2 separate regions of the Homo sapiens genome follow, and region 2 is linked to region 1. Evidence: read pairs that join two places in POLR2A ChIA-PET (ENCODE). Cell type or tissue: OCI-LY7. All regions are shown on one strand.

The links. Peaks named below come from ENCODE experiments on the same cell type or tissue, not always from the same donor. Only the 100,000 strongest peaks of a DNase experiment are listed, where the experiment ranks them.
Region 2: POLR2A ChIA-PET joins it to region 1 with 5 read pairs; 15 of 35 experiments call an interaction of 5 or more read pairs at or near these places.

The regions. Positions count from the first base shown.
Region 1 is chr10:71,754,591-71,759,590 of GRCh38, forward strand. All of the region lies in intron 38 of CDH23 (cadherin related 23), which reads left to right. VSIR (V-set immunoregulatory receptor) reads right to left here. Exons shown (of 7, transcript NM_022153.2): 4 at 769-876. Among named protein-coding and RNA genes, the nearest start is that of VSIR, 16 kb to the right of the region's middle. RefSeq lists an enhancer at 3,005-3,540. In OCI-LY7, no CTCF peak of the experiment used is centred here; a DNase peak (open chromatin) is centred at 2,414.
Region 2 is chr10:71,702,012-71,707,011 of GRCh38, forward strand. CDH23 (cadherin related 23) reads left to right here. Exons shown (of 70, transcript NM_022124.6): 23 at 11-200; 24 at 538-683; 25 at 2,900-3,119; 26 at 4,886-5,000. Among named protein-coding and RNA genes, the nearest start is that of C10orf105, 15 kb to the right of the region's middle. RefSeq lists an enhancer at 1-513. In OCI-LY7, CTCF peaks have their summits at 1,706 (motif pointing right) and 1,911; no DNase peak of the experiment used is centred here.

The DNA.
Region 1 (5,000 bases):
GGTGAAAGATGTTTGTGCCCATGACTTAAAGCCCAGCCCCACCACTTATTTGCTGTGTGGTTCCTTAGGCAAGTTACTTAACCCCTCTGTGCCTCCGTTTGCCCATCAGTAAAATGGGGACAATGGTAGGACCAAATTCTTGGACTTGCAATGAGGAGTAAGTGAGAGCATTTTTATTATATGGTGGACTTCTATTCCCTGGAAAGAGCATGCGTTGAAAGCTCTGAGATTGAGTCCTAGCTCTGCCACTTACTAAGTTACGTAACATTCAGTCAGTTATGTAACCCCACTGATCTTAGCCTTCTCATCTGGAAAAAGAAAGGGTTGAGCTAAGTTGTCTGTAAGACCCCTTCCACTTCTGATATTCCAAAGATCATTTTTTGTCCCAACAATTGCTACTAATTACAAAACAAGCACGCCCATACCTTAAACAGGTCCCCCAAGGATCTCTGAGTGGCAGCAACTTGCTTTTATAAAGCAACTTGAGCTACTGCATATGATCATTCATTCAGAAGACATGTATTGAGTGCCGAGCCAGCACTGCCTGGGAGCCAAAGGGGCTGGTGGGCACTTGGCCCCCGGAAATGGCATGCCTCCTTTCTCTCGGCCATTTCGCCCAGCTCCTGGCGGGAAGTGCAGCTGCTCCCAACTCTCAAATGAAAAGGAATTGTGCCTGCATCGTGCCTTTGCGAATCCCAGGGGCTGAACTGGGGGCTGGAGCAGGTCACTCGCACCGTCCACCCACCCCAGGCAGGGAGGAATACTCACGGCGGTTGGAGGCTGCCTGCCTTTGCTTGTAGACCAGGAGCAGGATGAGGGGGAGGCAGAGGATTCCTACGATGCAGGCACCCGTAGCCAGGGCTGCAGCCGTGATGTCTGAAAGGGCAGAGAGGTAGCCAAGGTGAAGCCCCATTCCCATTGCTCCTCCTGAGCATAAACTGAGGCTCAGAGAGGGAAGGCCAGGAAGCAGGAGACCCGCCTTTCCCCAGAGTCCCACAGCTAGACCCCCAGCAACCTACAGAGGCATGGAAGATAAGGCGGTTCTCCTTTCAAAGAGAGCCCTGTGCCTGCCGCCCTATGCCCCTGGAGCACTCAGAAACAAGACCTGTCACCTACAGCTCAGGCAGCTCCAGGCAAGAGAGGGAACAGAGTCCTCATCCCAGCCCACAAGGTACAGCTGGAACACCCTTGGCTACAGGTTGTTCTCTGAAAAGGGAGAGCAGGGCCTTCGCAGACCCCATGCCACAGAGCTCAAGGTCAAAAGAAGCCTAAGTGATGAAAGTTTTGAAAATAGACAGTGGTGACGGTTGCACATTGTGAATGTAATTAATGCCACCAAACTGTAGGCTTAAAATGGTTGAAATGGCAAATTTTACATTATATATGTTTTATCATAATAGATAAAAAGCCCCAACTCATCCCAGAGACTCCTTAGCTCTGGGATGGGGCCTCTAGAACCCCTTGATCTCACCACACAAGTCACAGGAGAAACACCCGGGGTGAGAACTAGAAAAACGTGAATCCTTGTACAATGTTTTTCAATTTTAAACTTATTAAACTACCAAAAAAAGTACAAGTTTAAAAAATATTCGAATCTCCTCCTCCCCTTGTACCAAGACCCCCTCTGAAGAGATCATCCCTGTGTGCCGGTTTTTGTGTTATGGTCCTAGTTATATTCCCTGCAAATACAGCAGACGCAGCATCATATGACAATGCTTTTCCCACTGAGCACAGCTTGGACATCTCTCTGTCTCCCCTGCCTCATTCTGCTTAGAGTTTTATCACATGGCTCCCACTAAATTTATTGAAGCAGTCCCCTGTTGGTAGACATGTTGTTTCCATTTTCAGCATAACTAATAATGTAGCAATGAACTTGTGCACGCAGCCTGGCTCACTCAGCAAGGAAATCTGTAGTAAATTCCTAGCGGTCAAAGTGCTGAGCCAAAGAGTATGTGCATTTTCTTTTAGGCTATTGCTAAATTGCCCTCCAAAAAGGTGTACACGAAGCTTCGCTGTCCCAACAGCATGAGGAGGTTTGATTTATTTCAGGGCATCTGCTGACTGCAGGAGTTTAGCTGGGAACAGACGTGCCCTCAGAACCACAACCAACATAAACGCATTTCCTTCCCAATTTTAGCCTTTCCCAGGGCCAAAAGATGGGCTGGGATACCTTGTCACAGTGTCAACTTCGCCCCAAAGAGCTCTGAGAGGTAAATGGCTGTGGTCTAAATGTTGCCTTTCCGCTATTTGTTTGGGAATAAAGGCTGTTTTTGTTTTGCTCTACAATCCGACAGCGTAAACAAGCTTTCAGGAGGTTTGTTCATACTGCAAATGAGAACAAACTGTTTTCAGTCACTTTAGAAGTACCCACTGGTACAGGAACAGTTGCTATGCTAATTACAAAGCAAGTTCCGCTCCACATTACAGCAGGTTCCCTGCAGATCTTAGCAAGGCTGCATTTTGACGTGGAATATTGAAAGTAAAGACATTCTATAACCCAGACACCTCAGTATTTCAAAACCCCCATCAAAGGACCTTATTGTGGGCAATATTTGAGAAGCCAGTTGCAAAGCACTCTCTTCTAGTGATCAAAGCAGGTCTCCTCTGGACGGCTAGTAAGCAACATTTTGTGAGCTTTGCCAGGTGCTCATTGATACCTGTTCCCTATCTGCCTTTGGAGGGTGAGCTTGGCCAGATATCCCTGCCTAACTTCTATCCCCAGGTAGAGATTTCCCCTATGTGGACCCTCTATCAGATCAGGACTTAATTTCACTTTGAGAGCCTGAGGCTTCCTTACGATCTGGGCTGAGTTGAGGCTGGGGCAGAGGGGCGCAGAGGTTTGGGGACAAGTCTGTGGATCCAGCTGCTTTCTGAAGCCGTAGGCATCTCTGCAGAGCTCAGCCTCGCCACAGTTCCCCACCCCTTCCCCCAAGCGTGGCCAGTGCCTGGGCTGGCACTCACAGGGGAAGGCAGGCATACTCACTCACCATCCAGAGCCAGGCTTATCCTGGGAAGGTGATCAGGCGCTGGCAGAGGTAGCTGCCGACACCGCACTAAGGAGTGTGCCAGGCCCTGACACAGCAGGGTGGGATGGGAGGGGCCTGGCCTGCTCAGGCGGCCTTTGTCCAGGGCCTGCCTGGTAGCCCACGGGGATATATGGAGGAGGGAGTTCGGCTGCTGAGGGTTGGGCTGCCTGGTTTCCCAGGGAGGAAGCTGGGTGAAAGCAGACAGCACATTCTGCTGCGCTGGGGGGTGGGAAGAAGTTCAAAGGGAGATGAGCTGCCTAGACCCCTTCTCTGAGCTCACTGAGAAACCACAGCCCCTCAGCAATGCAGGAGCTCCTTGGGCACCAACTTCTCTAGTCTCATTCCCCTACCTCAGGTTAACTTGTACTTTCATGTTATTTCATAGTCAAGCTACACTCTTACTTCCCAAGGATAACATTAAGAGGCTGGCACTGGGGCTGGGCATAGTGGCTCAATCCTGTAATCCCAGCACTTTGGGGAGCCAAGGCGGGTAGATCACTTGAGCCCAGGAGTTCGAGACCAGCCTGACCAACATGGCTCTGACCAAAATGCATGTTCTAATTTTGCTCTTGGCCTGTTTGTTGGTTTGAAAAAAGGGTAGCTGAGTAAAAAGTCACTGTAGCCTTTGAGTTGGGTTTTGTTGGGTCCGTGGTTTAGCTGATCCCCATTCCGGCTTAGGTCCTCGTGCATGTCCTCCTGGATGCCTTTGTATCTCCAGGGCCTAGCAGGGGCTGGTCCCCACTGGATGTCTGACACATACAGGGTATAGAGGGGTGTGGAAGCCAAGACCTCTTCTCAGAAGAGGGAGGTGCCCTTGCATTTTGTCTCCAAGCTGCTGGGTATTCTCACCCAACCTCTCAGCGCCAGGCACCCTTAGGGCAGTGCCCTCTTACCCTGTAGGGCACCTCTCTGGCAAGCACCGGGGGGCTAACTGCTACCCACTGCACTGCCCCAAGCTGGGAAGAAGGTGAGTATGCAGAGCTAAGCAGGCCTGCAGCCAGATCCCAGCTATGCTACCCTGGGCTATGTGAGCTTGGGCAAGTTAGCATACATCTCTAGGCCTCTCTTTCCATGGATACAGAGAAGATGGTGATGCCTACTTCATAGAGTTCTTATAAGAATTCCCTGAGGCTAGGCATGGTGGCTCACACCTGTAATCCCAGCACTTTGGAGGTCAAGGTGGGAAGATCAATTGAGCCCAGGAGTTCAAGACCAGCCTGGGCAACATAGCGAGAGTGCATCTCTACCAAAAGTGATTTTTTTGATTTTTTGGGACAGAGTCTCGCTCTGTCACCCAGGCTGGAGTGCAGTGGTGTGATCTCGGCTCACTGCAACTTCTGCCTCCCAGGTTCAAGCAGCTCTCATGTCTCAGCCTCCCGAGTAGCTGGGATTACAGATGCCTGCCACCATGCCAGGCAAATTTTGGGTTGTTTTTTTTTTGAGATGGAGTCTTGCTCTATCAGCAGGCTGGAGTGCAGTGGCGCGATCTCGGCTCACTGTAACCTCTGACTCCCGGGTTCAAGCGATTCTCTTGCCTCAGCCTCTTGAGTAGCTGGGACTACAGGCGTGCACCACCATGCCTGGCTAATTTTTGTGTTTTTAGTAGAGATGGGGTTTCACCCTGTTGGCCAGGCTGGTCTCGAACTCCTGGCCTCAAGCGATCTGCCTGCCTTGACCTCCTAAAGTGCTGGGATTACAGGCGTGAGCCACCGCACCTAACCCCAAAAATAATTTTTAAAAATTCACCAGACATGGTGATGCGTGCCTGTAGTCCCAGCTACTTGGGAGAATGAAGCAGGAAGATCACTTGCATCTGGAAGTTTGAGGCTTCAGTGAGCTGTGATTGCACCACTGCATTCCAGCCTGAGTGACAGAGAGAGAGTCTTTCTCAAAAAAAAAAAAAATTCCTGAGGCCAGGCGTGGTGACTCACACCTGTAATCCCAGCACTTTGGGAGGCCGAGGCAGTTAGATCA
Region 2 (5,000 bases), 53 kb before region 1:
TCCCGGGCAGGTGGTGGCTGTTGACCCAGACCTGGGGGAGAATGGCACCCTGGTGTACAGCATCCAGCCACCCAACAAGTTCTACAGCCTCAACAGCACCACGGGCAAGATCCGCACCACCCACGCCATGCTGGACCGGGAGAACCCCGACCCCCATGAGGCCGAGCTGATGCGCAAAATCGTCGTCTCTGTTACTGACTGTATGGACCCCTCTCGCCCCTCACGGCCCCCACACCTTAGGCTGCGGGTGTCCCTGGTGACTGGGCCTCTGGGGTACCTGGGGCCCACCCAGGAGGTCTATGTCTGATCACCAAGAGTAGAGTAATACCCACGCCCCAGTTGTGACTCCTAGAGCACCCTGAGGGAACGGAGGGAGCTGGGGAGGGGAGCTGTGAGGCCTAGGCTGCTTCCTGGAGGGGCCTTTGGGATGGAGGGCTCTGAATCTGCCACCCTCTCACCACTTGCCTTCTTCCTGTCCGTTTTCTCTTGCACCCATCTTACCCTGTCCTTGGCCCCTTCTCGCCCTGGTCTTCCCAGGTGGCAGGCCCCCTCTGAAAGCCACCAGCAGTGCCACAGTGTTTGTGAACCTCTTGGATCTCAATGACAATGACCCCACCTTTCAGAACCTGCCTTTTGTGGCCGAGGTGCTTGAAGGCATCCCGGCGGGGGTCTCCATCTACCAAGTGAGTCTCTATCATCTCATTCCTACCAGCCCAGAGGTGGGCAGTGGGTGCCTGAGGAGCCTAGCCCAGGCTGAAAACTTTGCAGGGCTGGGGCAGGGGAGGAGCTGGGTCTTGAAGGACAGAGGCTCTGGAGATGTGGAGGGAAGTGTGGCAGGAAAAGGATAGGGAGATGGGCAAAGGCAGAGGTAGAGAGAGGGAGAGAGGCAAAGATGGAATTCTGGAAGTCATGTCCAAGTTTCTCAGGGCCTGATTATGGAGGTCTGGCCCAGGACCTTGGACCTTCCATTCCCTAAGCCTGCAGATGGTTCTAGAATACAAAGAAGGCCAGATGAGTGTAGCCCTGGGCATCTGCCTCTCCCATGCCTTCTCATAAGCCCCGGATCAGCTCCCTTTACTACAGTAGAGGGGCCTCTGTCTACTTTGCAGGGCTCTAAAGAGACTTGCCCAAGACCCCTTGGCCAAGCACATGGTCTGATCTTGGGCCTGGCTTCTTTGCCTCCTGTTCCATCATCCTCTGATTAGAGGGATCCTGAAGGTGCTGGTTTAGGGGAGATGACATCCAGGGTTTCAAGTCCTTTCAACACCTCTGCCCTCCGGGGGCCATTCAGAAACACTGGAGACCCTCCTGGTTAAGAGCATGGGCCGTGGAGTCCAACCAACGGGGATGTGAATCCCATCTCCAGCACCAGGGTGCTGTGTACTTGGAGCAAACTGCTTAACCTCTCTGAGTCTCAGCTTCTCATCTGTGAAATGGAGATAATAATAGTACCTGCCTGGCTGTGCTGTGGGGACTCAATCAGACACACGTATGAAGCACCCTGGAACTTGGACACAGGAAACACAGTAGCTGTGGTGATCACTGTGTGTCGGTCACGAGGGCTTATACCTGAGACACAATGGCTGTATCAGGTTAGCCTGTTCTCATTAGAAGAAGATGGGGTTGTTTGTCAGGATGCCAGAGGGGGTGAGCTTGGTGGTGCCCCACAGGCCCGCTGTGCCTCAGTTTCTTCATCTGTAGGAGGAGGTGAATGGTGTTCTTTGGCAGGTCCCCAAACTCCCAGCAGGGAGCGCCTCAATCCAGGGAACGGCAGTCGGTCCCCGAGGAAGCCCCCAGACCGGAGGGGAGGCGGGGTGAGAGCAAGTCAACCCCCAAACCCTGTTCTCTGGGGGCTCACAACCAGCGAAGAAAGATGCCCACCAATGCAACTTCTGAGTTCATAGAGGAAGGAGCGGGGAGCGTTTAACTTGGAAACTGTCCTCACATACACGATGAGGGCCCTCCCTTGAACTGTGGCTCCCTGGTCCCACCTAGGACCTCAGGAGATACAGATTTCTGCTGGTTGTGGAGAAGAGCGTTCTCCAGGGGGTAGAGCTGTGCGCAAGTAAAGTAAAAGTACTGAGCCCCCCGTCCTGGAAAGCATTCAAGCTGAGTCCAGACACCTCTCGTCCAGTTTGCTGGATGTGAAATAGATCAGACGACCTTGATATTGTCTCCCAATCCTGAGAGTCTTGGCTTAATCCAAAACTCTTATTTTATTTATTATTACACATTTCCCCAAATGCCTTGAATCCACTTCAGTAAAACATTCAGGGTACCAGGGTCTTGAGTCGGGCAATCTGATCAGGACTGGAGGTGCAGATGAGAACAGTGTAGGAATTTGGGAGGAGGCTTGCCTGTGCATGGCCACAAACAGTTTTTTAAAAAAATAATAATAATGAAATCCTCAAGTGACTTTTAAAAAAGAACCCTTGATGTAATTTTATTTTTGTTGTTACTATCTCACAAATCAAAGCAAAGCGGGGCAGGGGAAGTCTGTGAATCCAGCCTTCTACGTGGTTGAACTCCAGATAATGGTGGGGTCCTTAAGCTGGAACAGCTGCTCCAAATCTGGGAGGGCTTCCTAATGGGGAGAGCAGGGGATGAAGGGGAGAAAGCGCTGTAGAGACCTGAGCTCTTATTCTAAAAAGTCCCTCTGCCACCCCATCACCGGCCTCACTTGGTGCATCTGGACGCCTTTCAGCTGACATGCGACCCCCTTAGAGGGTGCCTGGGAGGGTGCCCTGGGGACAGTGGCCTGGCCTAAGGCTTGGAGGGGAGCAGATGTGTCTAGCTGCAGCCAAGTGTGGCTTGGCAGGGAGGAGGAGCACTTCTTGGGGGAGAAGCATCCATCCCAGTGTCCCCTCCCCACCCTCATGCTGCCCCTCCTTGCCCTCAGGTGGTGGCCATCGACCTCGATGAGGGCCTGAACGGCCTGGTGTCCTACCGCATGCCGGTGGGCATGCCCCGCATGGACTTCCTCATCAACAGCAGCAGCGGCGTGGTGGTCACCACCACCGAGCTGGACCGCGAGCGCATCGCGGAGTACCAGCTGCGGGTGGTGGCCAGTGATGCAGGCACGCCCACCAAGAGCTCCACCAGCACGCTCACCATCCATGGTGAGGGGGCGCAGGGGCTTCTGCTGTGTGCTCAGTGTGTGGGCACAGGCCTGGGTCAGGGGCAGGGGTAGAGGGGAGCCCATGTCCCCCACTGCTGTCTATTGGACTTGTAGGCACAGGCTCCCTTGTTAATGAGGTGCCCTCCCCAGCTGGAGCCATTCAACACAGCAGAGCCTTCTCCACACCTGACCACTGCCTTCAGTGCCCCAGAGCTCAGGGGCAGTGGCCTGGACCTGCTGCCAAAGCCCCATCAACCCCACCCCTCCTAGCCTCTGATCGTGGCAACAGCAGAGAGGGCTTGAGCAGGGCCCGGGACCCTCAGGGTCATGAACAGGCAGGGAGGGTGCAGAGCCCTTTGTCTTCTTTGGAAGGCCAGAGTTTTTGTTTGGGAGACATAAAGGAGACCTCCCCCTCCCATGGGTGTGGAACCCCTGGACTGGCAGTAGCAGGGCATCACCCTGGGAAGAGAGCAGCTGGGACTCCCAGACTCCCTAAGATCCTCATCCCCCTGGGACTCTCATGCTCATTCCCAGTGTCTCTGCCCTCTATTGGTGAAGGGACGGGGTACTGTTTCCACTCTGGATGAGTCTTTAATTTTCAGGACAGGATGCAGACATGAGCTGTTGCCAAGGGGCCAGGAATAACCCCAGGGAAATAAGGGCAGAGTTTAGCAGGCAAGACATGGCCTGTTCCCTGAGCCTGTTCAATCCCATCCTAGCTCTGCTGGCCTCCATGGGATGGTAGGGGGCGGGGGAGGGTGTAGTTAGCTCAGCACAGGCTCAGACACTGACCCTCTTCAGTTGAGACCTAAGATGGTGAGGATTTCAGAGAGCACAACATTCTCTCTCCCATTGGTCCGAAGCTTGCCTGTGGGTTTCTGTTGCCAGTTTCAGGACCCCCTTATTGGCCGATGATGGACAGGGAATATGTCCCAGCTTTAAGAGAGGACCCCTGGAGGGCCTTTCTCCAAGACTCAGCAGAAGCCATAACATCAAATGGGCCCAGGATCTCTCCTGGTGATACCATTCAGAGGAACCCAAGTGGGGTGGGGATCACTTCGCTATGAAGGTTGTCCAAGCCCCATCTGCCTGAGGAATAGGGGCCTAGCATGCAGAGCGGAGTAAACACATCTGTAAGGGAAATTAAACCTTATTTCGGGGGGTGGGATTTTCAAAGTGAGCTCCCTTTGCTGAAAGTCCGTTGCATGCTGAGGGTAGACCTTGAGGCTCCAGCCCTCCACTGTGCCACTGTGTGACTTTGGACAAGTCACTCAGCTGCTCTGAGCTCCCGCTTCCTCAGCTCCACAGTGTGTCTAATAATGCCCACCTCCTAGGGTGCTCAGAGGGCTGCATGTGGTCCTGTATGGGAAGCACTCAGCATGGGCTTGGCACGCTGGACAAGCTCGTAAATGGTCACTGTCGTCATCGTTGTCATGATTGTCCGTGTTGCCATGGTCGTTGTTAGGTGCGTACTGGAGAGAGGTTCTAAGGTTTTCTCTCCTCCCTTTGACAGCTGAGCAGCAATAAGCCCCCAGGGCACAGGGACAGCGGGAGGGTCTGGAGCACTGGTGGGCCTGGTCCTGGCCCCGGTGGGCATGGGGGGCCCTGGGCTTATGGCCAGGAGGTGTTGACACAGATGCCACTTGGAGCCCGTGACTCCCTTGGGAATTCATTCCCTACTTGGTCTGGTGCTGGAGACGCTGCTCTGGAGCTGGGTCTTCTGCGGCAGAAGCCAGGCCTAGCCCCGGCGCCCGTTCTGCCCCGCAGTGCTGGATGTGAACGACGAGACGCCCACCTTCTTCCCGGCCGTGTACAATGTGTCTGTGTCCGAGGACGTGCCACGCGAGTTCCGGGTGGTCTGGCTGAACTGCACGGACAACGA